Linked DNA regions of Homo sapiens: region 2 is linked to region 1. The links are chromatin loops, found by intact Hi-C in ENCODE. Cell type or tissue: PC-9. All regions are shown on one strand. Links, peaks and the distances in the headings refer to the core of each region. The heading gives the core; the rest is flanking DNA.

Region 1 (15,292 bases), core at 5,675-8,174:
AAGAGGATTATATAATACATGGAGAGCACCTACCATGGTATCTGTCTCATGGTAACAGCTCCAAAGCTTAGCTTTATTCATAATATGACAGGAAAGGAGAGGATAGACTGGGAAAGGAGACAAAGCAGCAGCCAGAGAGAAAAAGAAGAAAAGACAGAACGGTGAATGTTTTCAGGAAGAGCCAGCAGTGTTGATGTTGCAGATAGGTCAAAAAGATGAGGACTGATAAATGTCCTATAAGCCCGGGGACCCTAGAGAAACCATGTTAGAAGGAGAGGGGTACAGATGCCAGATTGGAGTTTGGGTGAGAAAATGGAGACAGCAAGTGTAGAAGACACATCTGAGAGTTGGACTAACAAAGGGCGAATAAAAATATCAATAGGTTCCTATGGAGAAGGGGGAGGAGGGGCAAGGAGGGCTGTTACTCTAAGAAAGAGGCACCAACAGATATCTCCCAGTCCTTGCCTGTGGGACAGCTGACTCAGCAGATAGTGAGTTCCTCATTCCCAGCACTGATCACACAGACACTGGATGACCATTTGTTAAGACGGGTGAACAGGGAGGCTGATGACTTGCAGACCTATGATTCAGGGAAAGGGCTCGTGAGACACAGGGACTAGGAGTGGGGTCAGGAAGAGTCAGCTGGTGTTGATGAATTGCAGAGAAAGGTGGCATTGGGCAAAGAAATCAGCCTTGCTTAGGTCAAGTAGTACTCAGGGAAAATGTGTAGAACTGAAATAATTAGTAATGTTTTGTGACTATAATTTTTGAACTTCTAGATGTGCATGTGTGTTAACCTGACAAGGTACAGGATGAGATGCTGTAAAAAGTGGATTCCAATTTCATGCATGGGTAAAATCCCCACTCTCTAAATCCACAACACTGATGCATATACACAGAAAGAAGAAAAGAAATCGTAAAGTACTCATACATTGATGACTATAAAGAAAAAGGACAGGAGAGATACATGCGTAATTTCCAAAAGCTGGAGGAGTCCATAGAAGAAAGGAATGAAGAAAGGGAGGGAAAGGAAAAAATGAAAAGAGTAAACATGAAAACAAGTGGCAAAAAGCTCAAAAGGACTAACACCAAAACATTAACCAGGCTCATCCCTGAATGAAAAGAACATAGGTGATTCTTATTTTCTTCATTTTGATTAGCTAGATTTCTATATTTCTTTAAATTTCTCATCTTGTTTTTCTCTTTGCCTAGTTCCCAATACAGATGCTTCAAAGGAAGATAATACATTTCTCAACCTACCATTCAATGCCAGATTTGCTAAGAGAGCAGATGCCATGTTAACCTGTAAAAATCTGATTTTAATTGCTAGTGCAATGCTTGTCCTCTAATAATTCCTTCTCTATTGTCTTTGAGTATAAATATTTATTGCACTTAAAGGTTCAATTTAATTTTTTAAAAGAAGCAATTTTTTTTTTGAGATGGAGTTTTTCTCTTGTTGCCCAGGCTGGCATGCAATGGCGTGATCTTGGCTCACCACAACCTCCGCCTCCCAGGTTCAAGTGATTCTCCTGCCTCAGCCTCCCAAGTAGCTGGGATTACAGGCATGCACCACCACACCCGGCTAATTTTGTATTTTTAGTAGAGACAGGGTTTCTCCATGTTGGTCAGGCTGGTCCTGAACTTCCGACCTCAGGTGATCTGCCTGCCTCGGCCTCCCAAAGTGCTGGGATTACAGGCATGAGCCACCAGGCCTGGTGCTAATTTTTTAAAAGAAAAAGAAAAAATGTGTCCTCACCCAAATCATCAATGCATTTTTGAAAAATAATGACAAGATAAATTAAGAAATGTAAGCATTGTCCAGTTAAAGCATATGTCAATATTGTAACATTAAAAGTCATCTACTATTAACTAAATAGATGAATCAACTTTTAAATGCATCTATCATGTAAGATGTCTAGCTTAACAATACAGAGCTGTAGGGCCAGACCATGTCCTCCTTGTAGAACCAAACAATATGATTCCCAGATCAATAGTTACAGAACACAACTATACTTGTAATACTAACCATTTGTGTGTGTGTGTGTGTCTTGGTGGGGAGAGATTAAAACAGTTCTAGATGCAAAAATGGAGAAAAATAAGTCTTAATTGTTTAACACTGTCTTTAAAAGTCAAATTACACTGATATCTCAGATAATCTGATGAACCTCACCTTTTGGTCTTACCCCCAGTTTACTTATCCATGCACTATACATATGTTTTATCTACCCATTCCCTTAACTCAAAATTTTACAGATGCATTCTCTGCCTCTAAAAACTTGCCCATCACTTTAACATTTCACTAAATCCTCCTTCTGGGAAGAACTTTTCATATTAGTCCAAAAAAATGTGGCAATATTAGCTTTTTTCCCTTTTGGACAATATCGTCTCTTCCTCTAACTAAAATAGTCCTTACCAAGTAGGAATGGGTTTGGCTACAAGTAACAGAAAACTGTGTTTAAATCTGTGGTTAAACCACAGGGATATGTACGATCTCACTGAACTAAAAGTCCACAGGTAGGTGGTTCCAGGGTTCCTTCAGGGAATGGATGGTGTAATCGAGGACCTAGACACTTCCACACTCCCATGCCATCATCCTTAGCATGACGTGTCCTATTCCCATCCCTGCTGCCTCACTGGCTGCTGTCACACCAGACGTCACATCCTCATGCTGTGCTTAAATGCAAGCATCAAGGGTGTGGCAAAAGATGTTCTCTCAGGAGGTTCTGTCCTTTATCTGGAAAAGAAGCATTTCCAGAAGTCTTCCTTATAGCCCCATAGGCCAAAACTGAATCACTATGGCCACTCCTAGTCACAGGGAAGGCTGTGAAAGTATTTCCCTTCTCAGCTTCTAGTCAAACTCAATCTCCTTATTTGTAGGAATTAAATGAAATAGTGCCCTGTTGATTCTATCTCCAACATTCCTGTTGCATCCACCTAATTATCTTCATCCCCCACCAAATCAACTCCCACCACTGTACTACAGGCTTCAGAATATCCCACCTAAAGTCTCCCAACAGTTCCTAACTGGTATCCTGATTGCCCCATTTTGTCCCCTCTACCATCCACTTTTTTTTTTTTTTTAAGTCTTTCTCTGTTGCCCAGGCTGGAGTGCAGTGGTGCAATCATAGCTCACTGCAGCCTGGAACTCCTGGGCCCAAGTGATCCTTCCACCTCACCACCTAAGCACCTGGGACTACGGGCTCACACCACAACACCTAGCTAATTTCTTCTGTTTTTTTTGTAGAGATGGGGGTTTCCCCATGTTGCCCAGGCGGGTCTCAAATACCTGGGCTCAAGCAATCCTCCCACTTCAGCCTCCCAAAGTGCTGGGATTACAGATGTGAGCTGCTGCGCCTGGCCCATTCTTTTTTGAGATGGAGCCTCACTCTGTCACCAGGCTTGGAGTGCAGTGGCGCGATCTCGGCTCACTGCAACCTCCACCTCCCGGGTTCAAGCGATTCTCCTGCCTCAGCCTCCTGAGTAGCTGGGACTACAGAAGGACGCCACCACACCCAGCTAATTTTTGTATTTTTAGTAGAGACAGAGTTTCACCATGTTGGCTAGGATGGTCTGAATCTCTTGACCTCGTGATTCACCTGCCTCGGCCTCCCAAAGTGCTGAGATTACAGGCATGAGCCATCGCGCCCAGCCCCATTCATTCTTTATACACCACTGCACAACATTTAACTGCGAATCTTACCATGTTCTTCCTCTTTAGTGGGTTGTGGTCCTGAATGTTCTGGTCACACCCACCTCTCCAGCTTCAGCTCCCTCTCCTCACTCAGATCACATGCGCCTGCTCTTTGCCTCTCAAGAAACCTCAATTTCTTCACACCTCCAAGTTGTTCACACGCTACTTCCTCCATCTGAAATGCTCACCCACTCTGCATCTCAGCTAATCTCTCCTCAGTTTTCATGTCTCTCCTTCAATGTCCTCCCCGTACACAAGGGTTATTTGTAAGATGTTGTTATTAAGTTCAAAGTTGCTGAATATAAATGAGAAAGGGCATGCAAAATAATCTTTTTTTTTTGTTAATTTCAGCAGTTAGTAGAGGTTTGCTTATTAGTAAAATGTTGACCATTTTGTTAAAATCACACTTGAGGAGCCAGTTGGCAGAACTTATTTTCTTTTCCTGAATTTTTTATTTTCACCCATATGCTCAACCAACAACGTAAAAACCCACCTCCATAGCTCCCTAGTGGTGATGACTCCTCAGATAAAGGCATTCTTCCATGATTCAATTTCATCTGTAAAGTAATGGCACTATGATGAATTATCCCATTCTCCCCTCAAAGTTGGTGGCCTGCCTTTGTTCAATCCTGCTTCTGTGATTGAAAGTTTATGCTCTAAAAGTAATCCCGAGAAATATATAAAAATGCATGACTTCCAAATACCCTGTGCTGTGCATATCATAGAAATTCAAAGAATCCCAAACTAAAAAGTAAATCATATATTCATATTTTTATCTTTCACAAATTGAAATACTCTCTAAAAATTTTTTCTACTAATTCTATATTGCAAATTATTTGAGTTAGGCAGTATGTCTTTCACTACTTTTTTTTTTTTTTTTTTTTTTTACAGACAGAGTCTCACTCTGTCACCCAGGCTGGAGTGCAGTGGCCGGATCTCAGCTCACTGCCACCTCCACCTCCCAGGTTCAAATGATTCTTGTGCCTCAGCCTCCCCAATAGCTGGGAATACAGGCGTGCACCACTACACCCACCTTGTTTTTTATTATTATTTTTAAGTAGAGACAAGGTTTTGTCATGTTGGCCAGGCTGGTCTCAAACTCCTGGTCTCATGTGATCCACCCGCCTCGGCCTCCAAAGCGCTAGGGTTACAGGCTTGAGCCATCTTGCCCGGCTGTCTTTCACTGCTTTTATACTGCAAACAGTTTTCACAACAGAGATGCTCAGTTGCTCCACACCCAGTCCTTCAGGGGAGTTATGCTTGCATATGAGCTCAAGGAACATCAAAATCGTTTTTTGAAACAAGAGCATCCTGGAAGATGAAGCAAGCTGCACCTCTGCCTTCATTAGTGAAAATGCCCTGTGCCAATATCTTTATGTCAAATGAATAAAAAGTACTCTTGGCCGGGCGCTGTGGCTCACGCCTGTAATCCCAGCACTTTGGGAGGGAGGCCGAGACGGGCGTATCACGAGGTCAGGAGATCGAGACTATCCTGGCTAACACGGGGAACCCCGTCTCTACTGAAAATACAAAAAATTAGCCGGGCGCAGTGGCGGGCGCCTGTAGTCCCAGCTACTCGGGAGGCTGAGGCAGGAGAATGGCGTGAACCCGGGAGGCGGAGCTTGCCGTGAGCCGAGATCGCGCCACTGCAGTCCAGCCTCGGCGACTGAGCGAGACTCCGTCTCAAAAAAAAAAAAAAAAAAAAAGTACTCTTATGTGACCAGGAGTGCAATCCCCGGTTCACTTCCTGCAGTGGCTCAGGGCTGGATTTACACTGCCCTCGTTGGGTGGCTGTCCATGGACTTCCAGGCCTGAAAGAAGGAAATTCACATCCTCACTGAGTCGTGTTAAGAGTCTCAGACTGGCAGGTTGTGGTGGTTAAGACCGTAGAAGCTAGAGTCAGGCCCCCTGGGTTCCAACCCTGCTCTGCCACGTACCAGACAGGCAAACCTGAGCAACCATTTTCCCGTGCTAGGGTTTCCTCGCCTGTCGAGTGAGAATAATAATAATAACAATACCTACCTCCTAGGGTTGCTGTGAGAAATAAATGACAATCCACAGAAAGCGCCTGCAACGGCGCCTGGCTGGCAAACAGCGGACTTGTTAATTACAGCCTTTCAACTAAGGGCGCCTGAAACTCGCAAACATTTTGCTCGGGTGTGGATTCGCTCCCGTTAGTTACAAACTTGGGATCCCGGGACCCGGAAAGCAAGGGGGAAAAATAAATCGCGATGGGGCCAAGGGACAGCTGCTGCGGCAACTTTTACCCAGCGGAGCCCACCTACAGCCTCAGCCTCCGGGTCTCAGGTCTCCGCCGTTTCTTCTCAAGGAGTCGGTCGGGGGAGCGGCACTGCACAGCTTTTCTCCAATCAGACACCTCAAGGCTGGCGCCTGATCCAATCTCCTCCCCTGGAGGGTGGGAACGCGAAGTTCCTACCTGCACCTGTGGCAGCGGTGACCGCCTCCTGGGTTATTTTCTTTTCTCCCCCAGCTGCCCCAGGGTTCTGGTTTCCCGAATCACTTGGCAAATAACCAGCAGGTGGGCAGATGTCTTTTTTGCGTTCCTACGGACGCGTAGGCAAGTTCGATGCGCCGGAGTGAACAGCCAGGGTCCCATCTCTCAGCCGGCTCCCGGGCGGTGCTAGCAGGGAAGAGGGACGCGCCGGCGAATGAAACACTACTAGCCCGGAAAGCCGCCCTGGACCTTCCACCCGGGCAGCGAGTCTGGCGGCCCCTCGCCGCCGCCCCCTCCGACCAGAACAGACTGCGCTGCGAGCCCCGGGCTTCCGCCGCAGCGCGCAGCAATTGGAGGTGCCAGAGGAGACCAGCAGCAGCACTTGATTTAGCTGGGCTGCGGGAATTCCGACCTGTACACTTTCCAGAAGCCTGATCTCTCCAAGTCCGCGCCCAGGGACTCGAGCCCCGGCTTCCAGGTTGACCCGAGCGCGCCCCCTTCGTGCTCTCGGCCGCGTTCACCGCGCGAGGCCTCCGGGTCCTGTTAAGCCCGAGCAGGTGAGCGACTGGGGGTGGTTCGGCGTCCGCCGAGACAGAGCCTGGCCCCGGGGGTCACCCTGGGGTGCTGCCTGGTACCTCCCAGGTACCCGCCTCCCGGAGCCCTAAGAGAGGCTGAAAACCACGGACGCTCCAGGACTCCGTTTTCTGTACTTTTGAGTAATTTGCCATCTTTTCCTTGCGCAATTCGTACAAAGCCCTTCCGTGCTCACAAAGTTGATGATTGTGAAGAAGAAAATGTAGGTTAGAGGAGAGGAAGCAGCATCAGGACACCTTACCACCACTGTTAGTAAATGACTTGGGGGTACGGGTTGCTTTTCCGATCTGCAAAGTAGGAGGGAATGGGATGTTTGCAGACGCAGTTGCTAATTGTGCCTGAGGGCGTGGGTGCCTTTTGTACCGAAAGAACTTTTGGCCGTTTTTTCTTGTATTGTTTTCAAGTCGCTGCCCGAGTGTGTCCTCAGGGCATCCTGGGGAGGAGCCGGTGTTGCGGTTTCGGGGCGCAGCCGAGGCCGCCCCGCCGCCTCCCGTAGGCGATCAGACTTCCTCTCCCTGGCGGTTCCGGGAGGAGAACCTCCTACAACAAACACCGCCGAAGTTTCCCTCTCCAGCGCGATCGCCAATCCCAGGAGCGCCCGGCGCGTGGGCTGGGAAGGAGCCGAGCGGAAACCTGGAAGTGAGCCGCGGCGCAGGCGAATCCTGCCGTTGCTGGTGGCAGCGCCCAAGAGACCCCGCACAGAAAGTGGGCTGGGAGTCTCGCTTGCTGTACCCGCACCTAAGTGCTCAGAAGCGGCCTTTCGCTCTGCAGAGGGGGGGTCTTAGAAGCTTGGGGAAGAAGCACATTGTTTCGGAGTTCCTTGTTGCGTTCTTTCTCCTTGGGAGGAGGGAATTGCACAAGGAAAAGAAGAGAAGCCTTTACTTTGTAACTGAAATTCTCCAGAGTTGAGTTGCGTCGTACAGACTCGGTGCATATTTTAATACAAAACTAAGGGAAGAGGCCATTTGATACTTGGCTTCATCTCAACCGTCAGCCGGGGGTGACTTCAAACAGACGCAAGATTGGGCTCTGGGGAGTAAAAGGAAGAATTAGGATGGCGGTTTTCAAGGGAAGTTAAGTCTAGACATGCTTCTTTGAAAGTCACAAGGCAGAAGTGGTCAAAAGTAGAATTTAAAAGAACCAAAACAAATATCATAAGCTTGTCCTTCTCTCCTACTGGGATATAAATTCTCCTAAGTATCTCATCGAAAAGGCTCCTGGGACGAAAGTCGATGGGGGCAAATCTTGGAGGGAAATTTCGTGACTGTTTGACCATGGACTAATTAATACCGTTCACCTGTAGAGAGGATGCACTTGGTTCCCAGCGCCCTCCTCCCAGGTGCTTATCCAAAGGGAGGCCGCCCTGGGTCGGATGGGTCACCTTTTGGCGTCCATCTACAGTCAAGCAGTGTGGACAGGGCGGTCATTTTCCCTCTAGAGACGGGTTGATTCAGAGGGGTGGGAACGTCCCTTGGGTCCCCCGGGCACGCTGACCACTGCACTGCACTTCCCCTGAAGGAAAGGCAAAGGTTGAAGCCAAAGAGTTCAAGGCTCAGCCTAGAGACCAGGTGATGGTGCCCTGGAAGACACTTCCGCCAGCACCCTATGGGGCGCAGTGGCGTCTAATGCTAATGTGGGCTACGTAGCTACGGGATTGGGTCGCTCCGACCCTGGCCGATCCGGTGCCAGACAGCATAAGGGAGGAAAGGGGACTGGGGGGGGCACGTGACTTCAACCAACCCAGTAACCAAGTTTTGTTTTCTTCCCCAGCACAGGCCGCTGCCTCAGCATCCACCCCGCAGCCCACGTGTGGCAAGCCGGGGAAGGGGTGGAGTGAACGGCCGGAGACCACGTGGAGAAAGGGGCCGCTTTGGCCCTTCCATCTGGGTGCCGGGAGCCCCTAGGCCCTCCGGCCATGGCCGACAGCGGCGATGCTGGCAGCTCCGGCCCCTGGTGGAAATCGCTCACCAACAGCAGAAAGAAAAGCAAGGAAGCCGCAGTGGGGGTGCCGCCTCCCGCCCAGCCCGCTCCCGGGGAGCCCACGCCACCTGCGCCGCCCAGCCCGGACTGGACCAGCAGCTCCCGGGAGAACCAGCACCCCAATCTCCTCGGGGGCGCCGGCGAGCCCCCCAAACCAGACAAGTTATACGGGGACAAATCCGGCAGCAGCCGCCGCAATTTGAAGATCTCGCGCTCCGGCCGCTTTAAGGAGAAGAGGAAAGTGCGCGCCACGCTGCTCCCGGAGGCGGGCAGGTCCCCGGAGGAGGCAGGCTTTCCTGGTGACCCCCACGAGGACAAGCAGTAGCCCCAATAGCCTGCGCGCTCCAGGACTGCCTACCCAGCACTACCCCAAACCCCCAGTTCCAAACCCGAGACTTCAGGCCCGCCCCCTTACGCGTTGTCTCATTCCACCAAATTCAGAATATTTACACAATGCCTTCATGATTTTATTTTTCTGGAAATTGAAGTGTCAATTGGGTTCTCAATATTTCATGACTCCAAGGATGCATTAAATATTTATTTGTGGTAAGAGAAGATACCTGCCGCGGAGGAGGGTGGCATAATTATTTTTTTTTCAAAAAGCTATTCTGGGGCCCTGGCCCCCTGGCTCCTGTCACAGCTCAGCTTGAACTCTGTAGCCTCTCAAATGAAGAAGGTGGCTGTTATTTAGGACTCTGTGGAAAGCAAATCACAGTGCTGTTTTTAATGCCTGAGAAATGCACTTTAGGGGTAGACTTATACCTTAAGTGAAGGAGTGGGGGAGGAAGAAGCATTCTTAAGTAGAAGCATTTTAAAATAAGGCAGGATTGCTTTTAATGTTAAACTACAAAACTGTACAGCCTATTTTAGTGTGGACTATTAAAACCCTTGCACTGTAAGGCTTAAGGTGACTTTTGTATTTTTTCCATTCCAAGACTGAATCCCATCATACTTAAAAGCAGGCAGGCAAAGTCCGAGGTGAGAGTTAATCATTTGCCACACAACATAACAGTGACTAGTGGAAAGCTGCAGGGAAGAGAATATTTCTGGAAACCAGCAACACCTGGACTGGAACTTGTTAGCCAGATATCCCTATTTATCAGCCAAATTCGAGGAAGGGAGAGAGGTACCAATTCATTATTCCTAAATTCACCTTTTACTTCAGTGCATTTTCATAGACTATAGTAAGTTACAATGCTAGTAATACATCCTTTTCAGTATCCATTGTTAAACTTACTAACGATTGTCTAAAATCAAAAAACAAGGCCAGGTACGGTGGCTGATGTCTGTAATGCCAGCACTTTGGGAGGCCTAGGAAGGTGGATCACCTGAGGTCAGGAGTTCAAGACCAGCCTGACCAAAAAGGTGAAACCCTGTCGCTACTAAAAATACAAAAATTAGCCGGGCGTGGTGGCAGGCACCTGTAGTCCCAGCTACTCGGGAGGCTGAGACAGGAGAATTGCTTGAACCTGGGAGACAGAAGTTGCAGTGAGCAGAGATCGTGCCACTGCACTCCAGCCTGGGCATCTGAAGGAGACTCCATCTCAAAAAAAAAAAAGACTGAACTCTGCGCAGCTAAAGAGGTGGGGGTATTTTCCCCACCCCTTTGCTTTAAAAGCTTATTTCCTTAAAGTATGCATTTATCTAGTTTCAGACCCTTTAGATCTAACAACCTGAAGATTCTTAACAAAAAGCTGTTCGCTTTTATTATGAACTTCAAGAAAAAGAGTAAACGAATACCATTTGCTTTGAGAAAATTACAAGAGAGTTATTGTAGTCGTTAAGAGGCACTGGGATCTTTTCCCACCACAATTCAGTTCATTTATAAACACCCAGAAATGCATGGCAGGAAAATTATATTGATCAAAGTGTATATCTTTGTAGATAATGACAAGCAGGAACTTAATTATAGCTTCTCGATTTGTATATGTAGACAAGCTATTTTTTTGTTTCTCCCAAATTAGTAATTTATAAAGTAGCAAAACAGTTCGATTGTTAAAAGAAATTTAACAAAGAAATTTGATGAAGATGGCTGAAATGAATTTAAATTAATGAATCAAGCTTTGGTGCCAGCAGAATAATACAGCTAATTTTGATACATGAGTTTCCACATACCAAAGGCCTTACACTAAAGGAAAGTGTATATCTAGAGGTTATGAACACCTTAAATTAAAAGAAAGTATGTGAGAGGACTTTTTTAAGCATGAAAAGACATTTTCATTGTATACGTAAAACTGGAAAGTGTGTGACCAAAATCTCATCCAGGTGGGCTTCCTGGATGAGGCAGACTACATTCAGTTTAAATGGGCCTACCATCTCTAGATTCAGAAAAAGAAGAGGGAATTGAGACTTGGCATGAAAAAAGAATTCATGATAAGGGACAGGATTGGGGGTTGGCAGAGCAACGGGAGTGAATATAGCAAATGTTGTCAAATAAGGCTTTGGAAAACCTTCAAAAAGTATTTCAATTTCACTCCGTAGAAAGTAATCAAAATTAGAGTAGGTAACTACCCAAAATGTTCTCTCCCTCCTTCAGGAAGACCGATAGATCAGGACTGTACCTATTTATAAAATTAAGTCTGCAATTACATAAGTTTAAAATCCTATACTAACCCTTTCATCCAGTTTTATTGTTTTAAAGAACTTTTTTCTTTAAAATTACTGTAGATGAACAAAACATTGGCAAGTTTCAAGGTTCTGTGTCTAATTTTGGATCCCATCCAAATCTACAATTGCTGCAGATAATCAATAGCAGACATATAGTAGAGCAATGGAACTTATTACCATATTAACATGACATCTTTACCCCACTGTTCTGAAAGAATTTAAAACCATACTAATGCAGTTATGACAGTGAATGCAATTCACAATCTGCCATTGAGGTTTGTAATTACATCGTTTTAAAGCAGTCCTAAATTATGCAGTGGGAGGAATACACTGATTTAATCCCAACTCAGTGAAATCAGAAACCAAGCAAAATTGGTGGGACAGAAAGAGCATAAGGAAGATGAGAGAATTTGACGACGTGTCTTGCTGGGATTTATGTGCTTTACAGATGTTTAATTACATTCCAATAGTATATACAGATTTAATTTTTTTTAACCTTGAGATAATTTATAGTAAAAAAAAATGCTGAATTAAATTTGCAGTCAGAAACTTTTCTTTAAATTATCTTACAAATGAAATTTCACTCACAAATTTGGAAGCCATATCAGAAATTTTAACACTATACTTCCAAAGATATGGGAAAAAAAGGAACAAAACTCTAGCAGTGTATTTGCTACACACTTTTGTAACCACGATAATTATATACAAAGGGTAGTTTTTGCCCCAGTGACTCTCCTTGCAAAATCGGTGGCTGGGCAGTGACTCATATTACAGGTCACCTGAACGTCCCTTTGTGTCTGTACTTCTATTGTTCAGCACATTCTGACTTGCATTTCAAAAGCACAAACCCGACTTTACATATGCAATTAGGATGTTCTCCTTTAGTATAACACCTGGAAATATTTTTTCTGCTTCGAAACATTATGTGAACTCAGCAATTCTAGTCCTGCCAAGTCCTTAGAAGGGAAATAGAAACCTAATGAGCATTGGCTAAAAGCTTTGTCAAAAATAGTGCTTTTCCTGAGATGCGCAGAAGAATATTTGGGTGCCTTGAAAGAAGCAAATACTAAAAATGAGCAGACAGAATTTCAAATGAAAGGTAAACTTGAAAGAAATAAGTGAAAGGACACATATTCAGTGACCCCAAGAGACGTTTTATGAAAAAAGAGAGAAAGAATATTCTTTTTCCCCAGCTGAGAAGTGTCAATCGACTAGAAACAAGCACACAAAAAGCTAGCATGATATAGTAAGGAAAATGGATTTTTCCAAGTCTATTTTATTTTTAGAGGGTTTCATTATAACATAAATGTGGAAGATTGTTTGTTGAGATAGATTCATGTTTACCTCCATGACAAGTAAAAAGTGGGACCAGAGATATTTTATACATTTGGATGTCAACATGTAAATACCATAGACTAAGGCTAGGTGTGATGGCTCACACCTGTAATCTTAGCACTTTGGGAGACTAAGGTGGGAGAATTGCTTAAGCCCCAGAGGTCGAGGCTGCAGTGAGCCGAGATTGTGCCACTGCATTCCAGCCTGGGCGACAGAGCAAGACCCTGTCTCAAAAATAAAAAACAAAACAAAACAAGAAACAAATATCGTAGACTAGAAACAAGTGTGGAACCCGCAGCAAAGTTTGTCACTGATGGGCTGGCTGTCCCATTGCAGTATGTTTCTTCTCACCTGTTCTCTGTACTCCCTGACCCCATTCTTACCCTGCCTCCAAGGCACTGCACATGCATTCCCATGAGGCTCAGGGATACAGAAAAGGGGCTGCCATGAGACTTCCCGGACTCCTGCAGGCACAGTGTGTTGCCAATCACTTTGTTAGAAGACCATGCAGATTTGGAACATGGGATGAATAGTGTTCATGGTGAGAGAATATGACCACTAAGCGGATAGGATGTAAGGAAACTAAATAGACCTTGCCTTAGAAGAAGACAGTTGACCATTTATTTAGAAATGGCAATAGCCGTCAACCATGATAAATAAGATGGACAGTGGAATAAAAGCAGTCCTTCTGGGAATTCAAAGCAAGGAAATCAGCTGTGCTTTCAAACAAAATTGTACTACAGATGATGAAATGATAGACTCATAATTATGTCAAAGTTGTTGGCATAATCTTCTACAATAATGAGATCCATGAATGGAGTGTCTTTATTTCTGAGGTGTGGAACAAGACTGTTTACACAGGAAATAAAAATTTTTGGCCCTAAAATCAGGAAGATTCAGTTTAAAGAAACTGAAGATCCCTAACCCTAAGAAGAACCAGACACTGATTCACCTGCTGGTTAAGTAGGGATTATGGGACCAATGCTGGACCTCCCTGTGACATTTAAGAAGGTATTTTCCTGTGGCCGGGCACAGTGGCTGATGCCTGTAATCCCAGCACTTTGGGAGGCCAAGGCGGGTGGATCACCTGAGGTCAGGAGTTCGAGACCAGCCTGGCTAACATGGTAAAACCCCGTCTCTACTAATAATATAAAAATTAGTTGGGCATGGTAGTGCACACCTGTAATCCCAGCTACTCAGGAGGCTGAGGCAGGAGAATCGCTTGAACCCAGGAGGCGGAGGTTGCAGTGAGCCAAGATCGTGCCATTGCACCCCAGCCTGGGCGACAAGAGCAACACTCTCTCTCAAAAAAAAAAAAAAAAAAGGAATAAGGAATTTTCCTTGAGTTATAAGTATCCTGAATTAGGCATTTCTTTCTAGTAGCCAGTCATTAAGCATGCCCCTTGATTGATACCCTGCAAGGATAGCAGCAGAAAACTGCAGTTTTCAAGACACCTGAATATAGTCTTCTCTCTGACTTGCTCTTACATAAATCTTAGTTGATAGGGGTGTTACTCTACTCTTCTGTAAAATTGGGGAATTAGTTTATATTCCTGTTCTAAAACTCTGATTTAGTATTCTCCTATTCTGAGCAACTCGTTGTGAAAGTAAACTCATAAAATATTCATTGTTCACTTTGAAAACAAAAGGCACCAGCTGTCCAGTACTGATTGTTAAGTGGGGCGATGGGAGGGAAGTCTGAGAAGTATAAACTATGTTATGGATGCCACCACCACTGTACTGCCATTTGGCCTAACGATTGGGGGTAATCCTGCTATCTAGGAACATGAAGCCTCATTATTCATTTTCAGAATCAAATTGTGGAAGAAATATCTTATCATAGTCGATTAGCATCAAAAAGTGTGCTTTTGTGTATATTACTTCATTTGTTCCTCATAACTAGCTCTTAAGGGTCCAAAATTCTGTCAACCCACCTGATTGTCTACTCTGTTTAAACTCAATTTTTCCATTCCCAATGATGTTTTCCTAGGTCAAGAATTCATTCCCTCCAGGCACAGAGGCCCGAAGACAATTGTTTCTTCACCCTTCTCCATACTCTGTTTGAAATCCTGCAGGATAAGGTCAAACCCCTTCACCATGTCCAGCTATTCCACATGACAGACAACCCCTGATGCATGGTTGTGCTTTGCCATGTCTGCAAATATCTGTCAATCCTGTTGCCTCTGTTGGGCATATTCTTTCCCCACCACCTGCCTGGCAAATCCTCAATAGCCTTCAAGACTCAAGAATCTCTTTCTATTTAACTGCTACGGGCCTCCTTCTCCCAAGCAGATCTGATCACCCTGTTGAGACACATCCATAAACCTGTGTTATCCCCCAGCAGGAACTATAGTATATAAATATGATCTCATGTCTCTCTGCCATTTTAGTCATGGAGCTCAGGAAAATTCAGGGGGCAATGTTCATTCCTTATGAACTTTCATGAACTCCTGGTTAATCTACAAGGAAGTGGACCCTTCAGATAGAACAAGCAGCTAGCATGTAGCTCTTAGCAGGGCCACAATCTTTTCTCCTCTGGGGAAACAGGTTATGTCTGGCAGGTAGAGAAATGTCTGGGGGTTGTCAATCAGTCAGAGTCCAATCGGGACAGAGAAGCCACATAGTAATTT
Region 2 (15,292 bases), core at 5,984-8,483, 640 kb before region 1:
GAGATGATAAATGATGTTGCCAAGTGAAATGTAACCATTGTTATAACAAACGTATACTGAGACCACCTGCCCAGCTGCCATGCTAAGAGAACAAAAAATAAATGCCCATGCCCTAAGTGGGGCAGGGGCAGAATCTATTATTAATCACTCACACATAAATATGAAAAAGTCTAGTAAATCCATTTCATTGAGCTTAGTCTGATAAAGAAGAACTGGGGAACGTTTCAGGGCCCACTGAGGAAAGGATGAAGTTCAGGTTGGGGTCAGGGTAGATGGGAAAGGCAGGCTACTAAAAATGGAAAATAAAAATTTTTGAGGGACTGGGGACAGCTGTCTTTCCTCCAACCCAGGAGTAAGGAGCCTGCCAGGATTTGGATCCCATCTCCTTCTCCTGCGTCTCCCTCTGCGATTGATGAACACCATCTTATTTTTAACTAGAACCCAGTCAAGCAGGAGACAATTTTTTCTTGTCTTAGTAGCCCAGTAGCTGTTGTTCCTCCTTAACAATCGACTCATCTATGCCTTGTGGGCCTGCGACTCCTGGAGCTTACCCTGTTTCTTTGAATTGCTAGTAAACTGCAAACCAAATCTATGATTCACCCTTACCAAAAGTTTTGCAGAACTTCATTTTCATTAGTGTATGTTGTGGACTCATCTCACGTCTGGCCCCATTTCATGTCCCTACACTTTCCTTTCCTCCCTTTTCCTTATCCCGCACCCCAAAACCAATGTCTATTTTATATCATGTTATTTTAAACATTAGATATAGATTTCCAAAACCACCTTAAATGTTTTGATTCAAAGTTCTAATATACATACATGGAATCAGAGTGATTTTTAATAATTGTGGTGTACAAAACACTATGTGCCTTTTTGGATTGGCTTTGCAGGAAAAGACATTTTTTTAAATAAGATCAACAAATAAAGGAATAGCTAAATTGGAACTTGGAAGCAGAATTCCAAATTTCTTGCCTTAACTGGTGGCTCACACACTCCTCAGCAAGTAACGAAAATATTTTAGATCTGTGGTCAAGTAAGCTCCTCCATTTCATAAGTTCAAAAGCAAGAAAAATATCAGGGAATTAATACAAATTCTACTAAAACTTTTAGAGTACTCTGTTTTAGAGGGGCTCTATGATTGCTAATATTTAAAGCTATATATTGTGAAGTTCTAAAACGTAAGATGAATTACAACATTTCCCTAACCCACTTATCACATTTTCAGGGCATGTTACATTTCAGAGGGGCATATATTTGGTTCTTATAATTTGTTTACTTTGATTGTTTCATTATAAAAGAAATACAAGTTTGTGTTAATAAATGAATGATAAAGTAAAAGACAAAAGTCTTCATCCTCTTGCCCTGTCCTCACCTTAATCCCCAGAGGTTACGATTGTTAGCAACTTGGTAACTATCCTTCTAGATCTTTTCTATGTATAGATACATACAAATGCTTGAGCATTGATGTAATGTATATTATAAAAAGAAGCTTTCTATTTCAAATGGATCCAGTGGATACAACACAATTTACTTACCCATTCGGTTATTTAACATTTTCAATGTTTTCTCCCATTTGATTTCAGAGCTGAAGGGGAAAACAGAGAGTGGCATGTTAGCCCCTTATTAACGCCCATCATTTTGTATGCTCCTGTCCACATTCCATATTGAATCCTAGCACATCAGTGGATCATTCACTTACTCTCTCTTTCATCTACAGCAGGAACGTAATAAGAACAAAGATGGTCATACTCTAACAGTCACATCCCAGTGGCTTCATGTTCCCTGGACAGGACTGCATTCACCAATATGTATCCCAGTGCTTGTGATTATTATAGTACTGTGTGACATTTGCATTACATCTGTAAATTCCCAGAATGGCCACCAGAGGGAATCAACCACCCAGCGCATTCAGAGCTATTGAGTCTAGCGCCAATGACACTGGCTTAGCTCTTATCTCGAATGTGTGTCTGCTTACATTGGCTAGCATTTTTTAAAATTAGATTATATTTTTAAAATGGCCATTACTGAACTCCTCTCCAATTAATATACGGAACAATGCAGGCAAAGTGCTTCAGACAGTGCCTGGCTAAATAAACACAGTAAGTTATTATTGTTATTGTCATTCATAAGCCATTTTAAAAAGAAGAGAACCATTCCTTGCTGTGCTATTATCCCTAACAAATATTTCCTGGCAAAGGCTCATCTATTTAGTAACAGTCCAATGCATAGTTACCACGCCGCTCCCCAAAGTGCTTTGGTCTTGGTTGCTTGATTAACTTCAGGATAAATGAGTGGCCCTAGCCAAGAAGACTTTTACAATTTTTCATTCTTATTTTCTGTTAAATATATGTTGCCTTATATACCTCTCTCTCCCCCTCCGCATACAATAAAATGCATTTCATGAAATACACACATTATATAGACTCTTTCATCAGAGAATGGAGGGAGATATTCTGGAAAAATGCATTTTTTAGTTACCACCATCGCCAAGATAGACTTTTGGACAATATTAAGCTTGTTGTCACTCACAAACCTTATTCAAGCATGTCCATGCCAATGATGAATGGATACTTTCTCTAATAAGTGCTCACAAATACAGCTATGGGAGGATTCCACCAAATTTACCTCAATTTCCATTATTTCAATATGCATTTACACATATTCTGATGTTTATTGACCAATGCTCCGTAAAAATCCAAAGGCAAATGAGTGAATGATGGTAAGCCTCGAGACCACACGGTGGCGCTGTTTCATCATACTTGAGAGAGGCTTTAGCACTTTGCAGGAGACCACGGCCCCCTGAAAACAGAAGACCATGAATACAAGAATTGCCTTCCCTGTGTTACTCCAATTTGAATGAGAGAACCCAGTAGAGTTTAACATTTAGCATTAATTCGTATCTAAACAACAAAACAGCACCAAAATGCAAATGTGAGGAAATCATTGCTGAAAAGTGGGTTGTTGGAGAAATGATACATAAATGCTTCATGCTGTTAATTTATGCTACCACTTTTCATAGCAATACTGCAAGCTCTCCCTAGATGTGCGAGGTGTTTTCACTTTCATGCTTATATTTTGTTCTCCACATGATCCAGTGAAGCAAGCAAGGGGGCTTTGATCTCTATTTTACAGCTAAGGAAACTGAAACCTTTCCTGGCACCCAAAGATTGCAAAATCTTCTGCAGCACAAAAGAGTTTTTTGTGTCCTAACATCTCTCTGATGCTTGTGAGAAAGTGTAAATTCCAGTAGGCACTTTACCCAAGCCACCTTGAGGCTCTGGTTTTTTAGTTCATCCCACCCCAGGCCCAGGCAGATATGGTTGAATTCTAAGGTTTCCATTCTTTCCCATTGACCAGAGCAGGCTGGCACCCAAAGTGCTGATCAGGAAGAAGGCCCCTCTTCCACCACCATCACAGAATCCCCAAGGAGCTTGTCTTCCATCCTAGGCATGTAAAATGATTTACTATCTGCGCCCTTCAGCTGTAGAGCTGAAATCTGCATCCTGTACCTAGTCCCTCATGATAGGGAAGAGGTAGAAAACAAAACACCCTCCACTCATTTCTTATTCATAGAGCAGCCAATGTAAAATATGATTACATACATGATGGATTGGATCCGACAGATAGTATAAAAGGCAAGCCGGGGAACATTAACTAGGGAATGGATTTTTCAATGATTTCCAATGTCTCTTGTAGTCAACAGTGAAGGGAAGGGAAGGGATGAGACAAATGCAAAGAGACACACACATAACTTTCAGTATCAAACTTTAAAATACATTTCACTCTCAGATAAAGGCTTATTGCGTGTTTATCCTATGCTTTGCTGTGTGCTTTATATACGTGATTTCTTATTTATTTATTTATTGAGATAGGTTCTTGCTCTGTTGCCCAGGCTAGAGTGCAGTGGCACGGTTTTGGCTCACTGCAACCTCTACCTCCCAGGCTCAAGCAATCCTCCCATGTCAGTCTCCCTAGTAGCTGGGACTACCGGCTAATTTTTGTGGGTTTTTTGTTTTGTTTTTTGGTTTTTGGTTTTTGTTTTTTTTTGTAGATACAGGGTCTCACCATGTTGCCCAGGCTAGTCTTGAGCTCCTGGACTCAAGTGATCCCCCCTGCCTTGGCCTCCCAAAGTGCTGGGATTACAGGAGTAAGCCACCGCACCCAACCCGATCTCTTTTAATTACCTTTGTTCTACAGAAAAGATTAAAAAAAAAAAAGAGGTTCCAAGAAGGAAGTAAAGTACCTCAAGTTTACCCACCTGGTAAGTACTGAGCAGGACTTGAATCCAGACCTTGTCTTGCACACCCAAACTGCTCTCCTCGTCCATGAGCCGCCCTGCTTGCTTCCCGGACCCTGACGCTATGATGGCCAGGACCTACCTGTATGTTTATAAACCACTATCAGCTGCTGGCCACTCTAAATAGGTGGCACCTGAGACCAGACGCAAACTCCTGAGAAGCGAGTGAAGCTGAAGCCTGAGGCCCTTCTTCCTCACAGGCCTCTGTGAGTTCTGTGAGGAGTCATCGAGTTTTCCAGAAGAGAGGAAGCTGGGTTGCAATCAGAAAGCATTTCTAATCAGCCATTTTTGGTAAATTGCCTAAAGAGATCTTCATGAGAAAAAGGATCTAAACTTACAAGTCTCCAATAATTTTTTGTGATATCATTTTTCATTCTAAAGAAATGTTCACTTTCCTGCCTAATTTTGTATTTGTAATTGTATATTCTTTTTAAAAGAAATCATATGAGCTTTGGGCTTCACAAAATCAGGATCTCCCCTGCCTGTGCCTTTTTCCAGTGCTTAAACATTTTGCCTCTCATCCCCTAAAAAGCTAAACAATTTATTGTGATCTTGAAGCCATCATTGCTGGGCATAGTCCTGAAATATAGTTTTCCTGCAAAAGGAGAGGGAGGGGAGGAAGAAGGAAGGGAAGAAGGAAGGGAAGAAGGACAGAAATGCACAAGATTATATGTAGAGTTAGTAATTCATTTAATGTTAAGGAAGGAAAGTCACCACCATTACAAGCGCCTCTTTAAAAAAAAAAAAACACCCTTCCACATAGACTGAATCTCGTCTTCTCTTATGAAGGTTCTAAATTCCTAAAGATGGCTTCAGTGGACCATCCAATAATCAGATAAAAGGTCCACATTGCCGTGGACACGACATGGCTAAAGACAGGACCTAGACTTTGTTCCTGGGATTTTGTGGCATATTGTTAACACAAATCACCTGATTACGTTAGCCAGCAATGATCAGTCATGTATTCTTTCGCCTTCATCCTGCTTCTCCAGTTAGAGGGTTTTGAAAATCCCTTAAACAATTCAACCACTTGTTACGGAAGGTTTCCACAGCCTCTTGTCTCCTTTGTCACACAGAAATTCCCCCAAATCATCTTGGCTGCTTACATCTACAGAGCTATAAACGGGATGCGAGTCCTCAGCGGGGAACACCAGAGCCCTCTGAGGGTGGGGAGCTTGGCGTCATACCAACTTCCTGGACCCACACTATCTGGGTTCACTAGTTATACTGATCAGACTGGCAAGTCCTCCTATGGGAAACCTTGTTTTGCGCCCCTCCATAGACATCACCTTTGTTTTTAGGTAGTATTGATCACCCGAGGATTCGGGTTCAGGCCCACGTCATTCTAGGGTCTCAGGGTCAGAGCAAGTAAGGTGATAAAGTAAAAGGGGTTAAATAATCTTATAAACACATATTCACACTGGAGATTTCCATTTTTTCTATTTCTTTTTATGAAACGTTTATGCACGCTTTATGGTTCTAAAACACAGGCTGCTGTTTAAGCCATTCACAGAGATAGAAAAGAAAAGAGAAGGAGAAAGCTTTTTAAATGTGGGGGCAGGGGAAAGCGGTTAGTGGAACTTCATCTGCTGAGTGTTCATACAGAGCAGAAATAAAGAAGTGTGTGTCTATCCTATGAAGCCTATAAATCTTAAGGAAACCCAACTGTTGCCGACCCAAAAGCCTTCTGCAAATTTGCTCTTCACAGTATCTGACCCTCCAGGCTCATTGTTCTGTGTTTTCCTGGATTGATATGGCCTAAAATCAAAACTGCATTCATAGCTCGGAAGTAATTTAATAGCTCTAGTCTAGAATTAAACTTTTTGGTCATTCATTTTGATTAATTGCTAAAAGAAATTCTGGCGCTTATACCCCTAAATACAATTTTATTTTGTGGAAACAGAAAACTTATTCTACAAAGAAGTCAACCTCTATCATAAATTCACCATCCAGGCTTGAGTGGTTTGACGTCTGGGTGCTGTACCTTGGAGACATATAATTGAAGCCCACGTGTAGATGTAGAGGTACTTTTAAAAATTTCCTCCTTGAAGATGACGTTTAACTCCACAGAGTAGCTTTCTTTGTCTTAATTCTCTGGGCTTCCATTTTTAAAAGAAAAAGCTATCCTCAAAGGCTTTATAGGGTTATTAATTACACAATGTCACCTATCGACAGAAGAAAGCCACTGTGACAGTCTCTAGCTGTCTGAAATTTAAGTAGGCTTACCAAAGCTCTTAAGACGACAAACACATGCATTTGTAGGACGGTTCCTGTCCCACTGAGGTTAACTAAATGGTCTGGGGATGGGCAAGGAGAAAGAAGGGGAGCACTTGCAAAGTAGCTGGCTCCACTTTGGAGGAAAAAAATCCTGGGGTTGTTTTTGAGGTCCGGCTGAGAACCAAGAGCAACAACAAATCATCTATATTTTTTTCAGCGCATCATGTCTATTTTTCACGTAGCAACTCCCTTCCGGGCATTCGGAAAACGCTCCTCGTCGGATATTTCTACCCACAGGATGCTCTTTCTGTTTAACATGGAAGTAGCTTTGAATTCTCTCTGCAAAGAAGAGGTCCGGTATCCCGGCGGGAGAAGCAAAGTGCCACTGGGTGCTGGAACGTGGAGGAGAGGGCTCGCAGGAGGAAGGGTGGGGCTTGGGAAGGAAAAAGGCGCGGCTCGGAGGAGAAACCGGCTGCTCACAATCCGCGAAGCCAGAAGTTACCCGGCTCGTGGAACCACGTCCACTTCCCCCAGCCAGTTCCCTCCTGGGTTTCATTCTTAAAAAGCGATTTGTATTGGTGCCTCTCTTCCGTGTGCTACAAAGAGAAGTGACCGCTAGAGGGCAATATGCTGCAAAATAAGAATTTGATCGCACATGAGAAGAGCTGAAATAATAAGCATACAGATAGAATGAAATAGAGGTATTGTGAAGAAGTGTGGTGAGTAGGCTTTCCAATCCCTGTTCTCCATATCCATACACCCCCTCAAATATACACACTTAACTGAATGGCAAAGTATCTGCACTGCAGAAGCTAACCCATCATTTTTTTCTCTCTCTCTCTTAGTTTCTGAGAGTTGGGAGGAGTTTTAGGGAATATTGAACTCCTCGACATCAGAACAGGGTAGTTTCTGGAAGCTTTCACCGTTCATAAGCCCAGAGTATAAGATCAAAGTAGTGGTTCTCAACCGGGGGCCGGGAGGGGAGGAGGGGAGTTTGCCTCCCAAGGAACATTTGGCCTTGTCTGGAGAGATTTGTGTTTGTCACAGCTTGGGGGATGGGGTGAACATAGATACTACATAGATACTAGCACCTAGTGGGTAGAGGCCAGGGATGTCACTCAACATCTTACAATGCATAGGACAACCTCTAATAACAAAGAATCATCCCCTGCAGATGTTCATAGTGCCAAGGTTTGACCAGGGTCAAACATGAGTGCACAGCTTGTAGATGCATTTCCATCCAGTGAGGGTGTGGTTCAGTCCTCAGCACTTCAGCTCTTCTCAGTGTTGACAGGCATCTCCTATGCATTGTGCATCTTTCCCCTAAGTAGACCTGCTCCATGTGATTGAAATGTGTTGCCGCAGGTAAGCTGGTCTTTCAGATTCCTGCAGCACAGAGACCCATTTACTGCAAGGCATCTGCCCACTAGGACCCGGACTGGCAGAGCCTTCTGATGTGGATTCCCCAGCCCACCCTTAAGGGAGCCTCTGGGCACTTTAGTCAGGGACCTGGCTTCCTCCACTTACTAGTTGTGTGATCTTAAACAAGTCTTTCAGCCTCCTCTGTAAAATGGTGATGATAATGACACCTACCTCCTGGGGTCTTGTAAGGAGCAAATGAGCTCACAGGTAGAAAGCCTGGTAGGCCCATAAGGGCGTAGGCATTGTCTTCTCTTTCTCCCATAGTACATGATTCATTCTTTGTTTCCCTTCTAAAGGACTTAGCCCAAAGGCATGTGCCACATCTGTCCTTGTCTTATCACATTTAATTTTTTTTAAAAAATCTTATTTTAATGGGTCATTACTGCATACTTCATCTTTGTCTTATTATTATTCAATTATTCTGTCCAGAGACAGTACAGGGTGATGATCACAAATTCAAGACCCAGCCTGCCTGAAACTGAATCCTGTTTTGCCCCTCCCTAGACAGCTGATCTTGAGCGAGTTATTTAACCTCCTTGAACCTCAGTTGTCCCCCCTCTAAAATGGGTGTGATAACAGTACCCATCATTGTACAGATTAAATTAATTAATATTGGAAAAGTACTTGGAACAGTGCCTGGCACATAGTAGTACTAAATAAGATATAAATAAATGAAAACGATGGTGATGAGATTCATACTATTTCCCCCAACACCTAAAAATCCAACCTAAATGCACCAGAATAACAACTGATGGGATGGCTGAAGCTAAACTTACAATGCCAGGATTCCAAGGTCATTCATCTACAGGTAGGGGGCTTGAGGAAGAGAGCTTCTTTTGCATCTGAGAACATCCATAGTGCAGGAGCCACATCTGGCCCAGTCCTGTAATTTTACTAAGAAGGCAACTCGAGCACAGAGTCAATGGTGCACAGTAGGGAAGCAGGACCAGAACCTGCCAGTCAACACCACAGCTCACTCCTTTTGGCCTACATTGAGTTGCTTCAATCAATAACCACGGTACTGATCTGACACTGTTATTAACCTTCTCTGTGACTTGCAATCCGCTTCCCCATATCCTGCAATGGTGTGGTGTGGCTTATCATTTGCCCTCTGAGAATATTTGATGCCTCAAGGGACACTCAATTCAAAGTACCTAGAAAATACTAGCTGGGTTTTTAATTCTTCTACCAGTAGACTGGACTTCACCTTGAATAGAATACCACTAATACCACTGAAGGAAAAATTTAGAGGAAATAACATCAAAGAGTGAACACTACACAACTATGTTATTACAGAATTTTTCTCAAAAAATCTGCTGCCCTTCAAGGGTCACTCCTCAGATACTCACCCCATTAGCACCTTATAGTTACGTAGATGTGTTTCTTACACTGTGTTGTAACTACAAGTTTATTTTTCTTCTCATTCTATGAAATTTTTTTTTTTGAGATGGAGTTTCGTTCTTGTTGCCCAGGCTGGAGTGCAATGACACTATCTCAGCTCACTGCAAACCTCTGCCTCCCAGGTTCAAGCAATTCTCCTGCCTCAGCCTCCCTAGTAGCTGGGATTACAGGCATGTGCCACCATGCCTGGCTAATTTTTTGTATTTTTAGTAGAAATAGGGTTTCTCCATGTTGGTCAGGCCGGTCTCGAACTCCTGACCTCAGGTGATCCACGCACCTCAGCCTCCCAAAGTGCTGGGGTTACAGGTGTGAGCCACCGCGCCCGACCATTCTATGAAATCTTAAAGGCAGGACATTTGTTGTCAACTCTGTCCTCAGTAGCCCAGGCACAGTGCCAGGTGCACAGTCAGTCTTCATAAATGTTTGCTACTGCTTTGGATGGTGACACCACAGTCACCACCACAGGAAGCAGATTGCAAGTCACGGGCGCAGGCCCAGTAGGGCAGCATTTTCCCAGAGCGTGGCATGTGGACCATGGCTGAGATGATTTTAGGTGGAAAGAGATTGATTTTAGATAGGACATGGACAAGGTATAAAACAACATTGAATCATGTAATGAGAAAGTTATTCCTTACCCAGTGATCCTTCAACATTTCTGATTTCTTTCTTTTTTTTTTTTTTTTTAGACGGAGTTTTACTTTTGTTGCCCAGGCTGGAATGCAGTGGCGCAATCTCGGCTCACTGCAACCTCTGCCTCCCGGGTTCAAGTGATTCTCCTGCCTCAGCCCCCCGAGTAGCTAGGATTACAGGTGCCCGCCACCACGCCTGGCTAATTTTTGTATCTTTAGTAGAGATGGGGTTTCACCATGTTGGCCAGGCTGGTCTTGAACTCCTGACCTCAGGTTATCTGCCCACCTCGGCCTCCCAAACTGCTGGGATTACAGGCATGAGCCACCGTGTCTGGCCAACATTGCTGATTTCTTCAGGGAGAAAGTCTCTGGTGGTAATATGTCTTAATCTCTCTCTCTCTCTCTCTCTCTCCTATCAACATCTTTTGGACAAACTAAATACACCTGAGGCTGAAAGCCAAGAATGTTTAGCAGATAAAAATATCTACCTAGAATTTAACACATTGTTCTCAATACATCTCTTTATGACCATCTTTTCTGCACAGCAAGTGGTAACATCAGTCTTCATTTCCCATCTCTGGGTAAGGCAATTGTGCTCAGCAAATACCCCTGGTGTGCACCTCCACTTCCAGCCCCTTTGCACTTAGGGGGAGGGTCATGTGACTGGTCTTCACCAATGAAATGGGGTGGAAACCTATATAACCTCTGGTCTAAGGCATTGACGAGCAGGTGCACAGCCCTCCAGTCATTCTTCCTCTGCATCAGTGGCCCTGGAGGTCACATTTTGAGATGGTGGCATTATACAATGGAGTGAGCATGGATTTAGGCATTGCCATCTGTCCCCAAGAAAAGCTGCCCTGGAAAGTCATCTGACTTGCATTGGATTTCACATGAATGAAAACTAAACCTTTTTTATTTTAGTTTATTTTATTTTACCTTAAGTTCCAGGATAAACGTGCACAATGTGTAGGTTTGTTACATAGGTATACATGGACCATGGTGGTTTGCTGCACCTATCAGCGCACCATCTAGGTTTTAAGCCCGGATGCATTAGCTGTTTGTCCTAATGTTCTCCCTCCCTTCATCCCCCTATCCCCCGACAGGCCCCAGTGTGTGATGTTCCCCTCCCTGTGTCCATGTGTTCTCATTGTTCAACTCCCACTTATGAGTGAGAATATGTGGTGTTTGGTTTTCTGTTCCTGTGTTAGTTTGCTGAGGATGATGGCTTCCAGCTTCATCCATGTCCTTGCAAAGGACATGATCTCATTCCTCTTTATGGCTGCATAGTATTCCATGGTGTATATGTACCACATTTTCTTTATCCAGTCTATCATTGATGGGCATTTGGGTTGGTTCCAAGTCTTTGTTATTGTAAATAGTGCTGCAATAAACATACGTGTGCATGTGTCTTTCTAGTAGAATGATCTATATTCCTTTGGGTATATACCAAGAAATGGGATTGCTGGGTCAAATGGTACTTCTGGTTCTAGATCCTTGAGGAATGGCAACACCTTCTTCCACAATGGTTGTACTAATTTACACTCCCACCAACAGTGTAAAAGCATTCCTATTTCTCCACAGCCTTGCCAGCATCTATTGTTTCTTGACTTTTGAACAATCACCATGGTATCTCATTGTAGTTTTGATTTGCATTTCCCTAATGATCAGTGACGTTGAGCTTTTGTTCATATGGAAAACCAAACCTTTGCTGTGTTAAGCCTTTGCAATATCAGCGTTTATTTGTTACTGCAACAAAGCCTAGACTATCCCGACTAATACATATTTTAAAACTTTTAAGATTATAAATGAGTGAATTTAAAGAAAATATTAACTACACAATGGTCCAGGACATAACAAAAATGTTTGAAAGTGATGCTCAAATGCCACCTAGTGCTTATAGTCTTAGAGTTAATTTTACAAAAGAGTGGAAAGTCACTCCCCTCCTCCTCTCACCAGGTTTCCCAAGAGACCTGGACCAGGCTAGGGTAAAGTGCAGCCCAGGGCTATAACAGAACAAAGTGAAATTGTAGTTTCAAGGATCAAATTTGCTGCCTTTTTGGCAACCAGCTGAATTAACTGACTCTAAAAAGCAGAAGCAGTATAATTAGAATCATTAGGAGTCCAGAGAAAAAGACTTAAAATTACCCACTTTTCCCTGGGTGGTATGACAAACTCTCACTGTCTTTGATTTTATGAAGCTCAGCTTTCCTACAGCCCTGTCACTCTACAGGTTGGAAGCGTGATTTCATACCACGTACTTCAAGGCCAACTTTTCCTTGTCCGGTCCTCATAGTCTCACGTGAAGTTTATGTTATTTGTTCATTCCCATTATGCTAGACAGACAATGGATGCACACATAGTTTTCATCTTGGGGATGATTTAGTAATGATCAAAAGTTATACTGTTTCAAAGTGGGAAGCAAGGTGCACAGACTCGCTTGCCTCCAGTTAATTTCTCTTCCTCAAAGAAAAGTCCGGATGGAAGGAACCTTGAGACTTAGATACATCTGGGGTGCTGTGACAAAGAAGGAAAAACACAAAACAAGTTATTAGGGAACCTGACTCCAACACTAGTTCAGCTGTTTGGCTTTGAGCAAGCCCCCTTGCCTCTCTCTGCCTGTGTTTTCCATCTTTAAAATAGAAATATCAACAGTTACCTTAGCCAGGTGACTTGCAGTGATGTGGAGGCAGATGATAGACACGGCACTGCTGTGAAAATCGCATGACCAGCAGCTAACACACCGTGAGTTCTGGGTTCTCACCACGTAATGTACTCTGTGCTGGGCACTTTTCATACTTCTCATTTAATCCTCAGAACAACATATGCAGAAATTGCACTATTATCCCCTTTCTTTTTTGTTTTTGTTTTTATTTTTGTTTTTTTGAGACAGAGTTTCATTCTTGTTAACCAGGCTGGAGTGTAATGGCACCACCTCAGCTCACTACAACCTCTGCCTCCCGGGTTCAAGCAATTCTCCTGCCTCAGCCTCCCAAGGAGCTGGGATTACAGGCATGCACCACCACACCCAACTAATTTTTTGTATTTAGTAGAGACGGGTTTCACCATGTTGGTCAGGCTGGTCTCGAACTCCTGACCTCAGGTGATCCACCTGCTTCTGCCTCCCAAAGTGCTGGGATTACAGGCATGAGCCACCACACGTGGCCTAACCCCTTTCACAGATGAGAAAACCAAGACTTAGTTGGATAGGGTCAGTCGCTTCCTAGAAGTCACTCAGTTACCAAGGGGTAGGGCCAGAACTCAAAGTCAAGTGCCAGTGGCCTTGGAGATGGGGCCCATTCGAATCCCTGCCCCTCAAAGCAAGGTGTGGCTTGTTATCAAGTCTGGGTCTGGCTTCTCTGGACTGTGACACAGCCCCCTGTTTTGAAACTCCATTTTTCCACACGGGGTTAATCCAAAGAGCCTGCTGGGAGAAGAGAGGCGGCCGCAAGCCCTGCCAGCATGTTACACGCTGCTTAGCAACCGGTGAAAACAAGCAGGAAGGGAAAATGAGCCTCAGGCTGCCGGGGAGGAGTGAAGAAGGGGGAGACTTTGGTCCCTGCCTAATCTGGTTGGGTTTGTGCCGCGATGGGCATGCGCTAATCTGAATGCTTTCCCCTTAGTGTTACCTGGTCCCTGTGCTGAGGAGATGCCAGGACCAACAAGGAAGATAGAAAATGAAAAGACCTCATGACCTAAGTTCAACCTCCACCTTAGCATTTAGGCTGCCTGTAGAAGGTGTGTGCAGGCACCAGCCCTCGAAGGGCCTGGAGATAAGCCAGAAAAAGAGCTCAGTTCTCCAAAGCCACTGTTGACTGAGCCCCTGAGAGAAGACAATTTCAAATGAATAAGAAAGCCTTGATAAAGCTCCGCCCATCCAGGAAAGAAAGTAGGGGAGAATTTCAGACTTCCAGCTAAAAGGTTGGAGGTTACAGTAACCTCCAGCTTGCCCAGGATATCTTTCTTTTGCTTGAGTAATTTCAAAACATCTCAAAATCTCACAGAAATCTTCATGCCTAAAATCTATCTATGCAGTAGGGGCCACTTCATGAAAAGTAATTAATCACATGACATTTTGATTAATGTAAGGAATTTGAGGAATGTGAGTTTCAGGAAGGTGAGAATGTCTTCTCAAAGGAGTTCTCTAACGGAAATAACAAGTAATGTACCATTAATGGAAGACCAGCATATCTGGAAACCAGTGTGTTCCTTGCCACTAACTGCCTGTATGTCTTTAGGGATGCCATTTATGTATTCTCTCATCACACATCTAAAGAACCAGGCTGGGGGAAAAGATACAATGGCCCTGTCTGGCCCTGGGGTTGCTTAATGTCTCTGGGGAAGGCTGAGGCCTGAACAAGCCAGTAGCATTTAGCATGGTCCATGCACTGTGTGTCACCATGGGAAGGCATTATGGAGTTGCTGAAGCTCCAGTGGAATCCAGAGGATGAAGACAAGCTTGGCATGTGTAGAAAGGGGAGACAGGTATTGCGGGAGGAAGGAACTGCGTGCACTGCCTTGTGGGGGAGTGATGTGGAACTTCATGGATCAATGGGACTGGGGCACAGTGAGTTTGTAGGGATATAGCAGAAGATAAACCTGGACACGTAAGCCAAGCTCAGATTCATTCCATAGTGCATTCAACACATTGAGCCCCTACCATGTGCCAGGCAGTGTGAGAGCAACTGGGATAGAGAAAAATCCCTGCCTTTGCAGAAATTCCACTGGCACAGAGTGGAACAAGGTCCTGAAGTTGAAGGAAAAAACAGAGAAGACAGGTGAAGCACAGCATATATTATATGACAAGGACTAAGGCAAAATACACCCATGAGAAGGGGCACAAGGAGGTTGCATTTTAGTTTAAACATTTGAAACATGTTCTATAGGAGGCAAGAGAACAAGCCTTGTTGGTGGCTAAGGGGAGAACATTCCAGAAAGAGCATATAGGACCTGAGTACTATCTTAGCTCAGTTGTACTACTATAACCAAATAACTGAGACTGGGTAATTTATAAATAATAGAAACTTGTTTCTCACACTTCTGGGGGCTGGGAAGTCCAAAGTCAAAGCACCAGCAGGTTGGTGTCTGATGAAGGCTGCTCTCTGAATCCAAGTTGGTGCCTCAAATGCTGTGTCCTCACATGACAGAAGGGCAAAAATGTCCTGGGAGCTCCCTTCAACCTCTTTTATAAGGTTGCTAATCCCATTCATGAGGGCTCTGCACCTCCTAAAGACCCCACCTCTTAAAACTATCATATTGGCAGTTAAGTTTCAACATATGAATTTGGGAGACACATCCAGACCATAGCTAGTACAAGGGGGCAAGCTTT

The links. Peaks named below come from ENCODE experiments on the same cell type or tissue, not always from the same donor. Only the 100,000 strongest peaks of a DNase experiment are listed, where the experiment ranks them.
Region 2: it touches region 1 in a loop (15-fold over the local background); 5 of 110 quality-filtered maps call a loop at or near these places.

The regions. Positions count from the first base shown.
Region 1 is chr7:29,557,675-29,572,966 of GRCh38, forward strand. PRR15 (proline rich 15) reads left to right here and starts at 6,161. Exons shown (of 2, transcript NM_175887.3): 1 at 6,161-6,703; 2 at 8,511-9,619. The coding sequence starts at 8,656. The coding sequence ends at 9,045. It overlaps PRR15-DT (PRR15 divergent transcript), which reads right to left and starts at 6,017. Exons shown (of 2, transcript NR_183550.1): 1 at 5,714-6,017. RefSeq lists an enhancer at 7,784-8,647. In PC-9, for the core only: a CTCF peak has its summit at 6,674; DNase peaks (open chromatin) are centred at 6,097, 6,567 and 7,127; H3K4me3 peaks cover 2,500 bases; H3K27ac peaks cover 2,500 bases.
Region 2 is chr7:28,920,076-28,935,367 of GRCh38, forward strand. No RefSeq gene overlaps it. Among named protein-coding and RNA genes, the nearest start is that of TRIL, 31 kb to the right of the region's middle. In PC-9, for the core only: CTCF peaks have their summits at 7,125 (motif pointing right) and 7,327; a DNase peak (open chromatin) is centred at 7,126; H3K4me3 peaks cover 938 bases.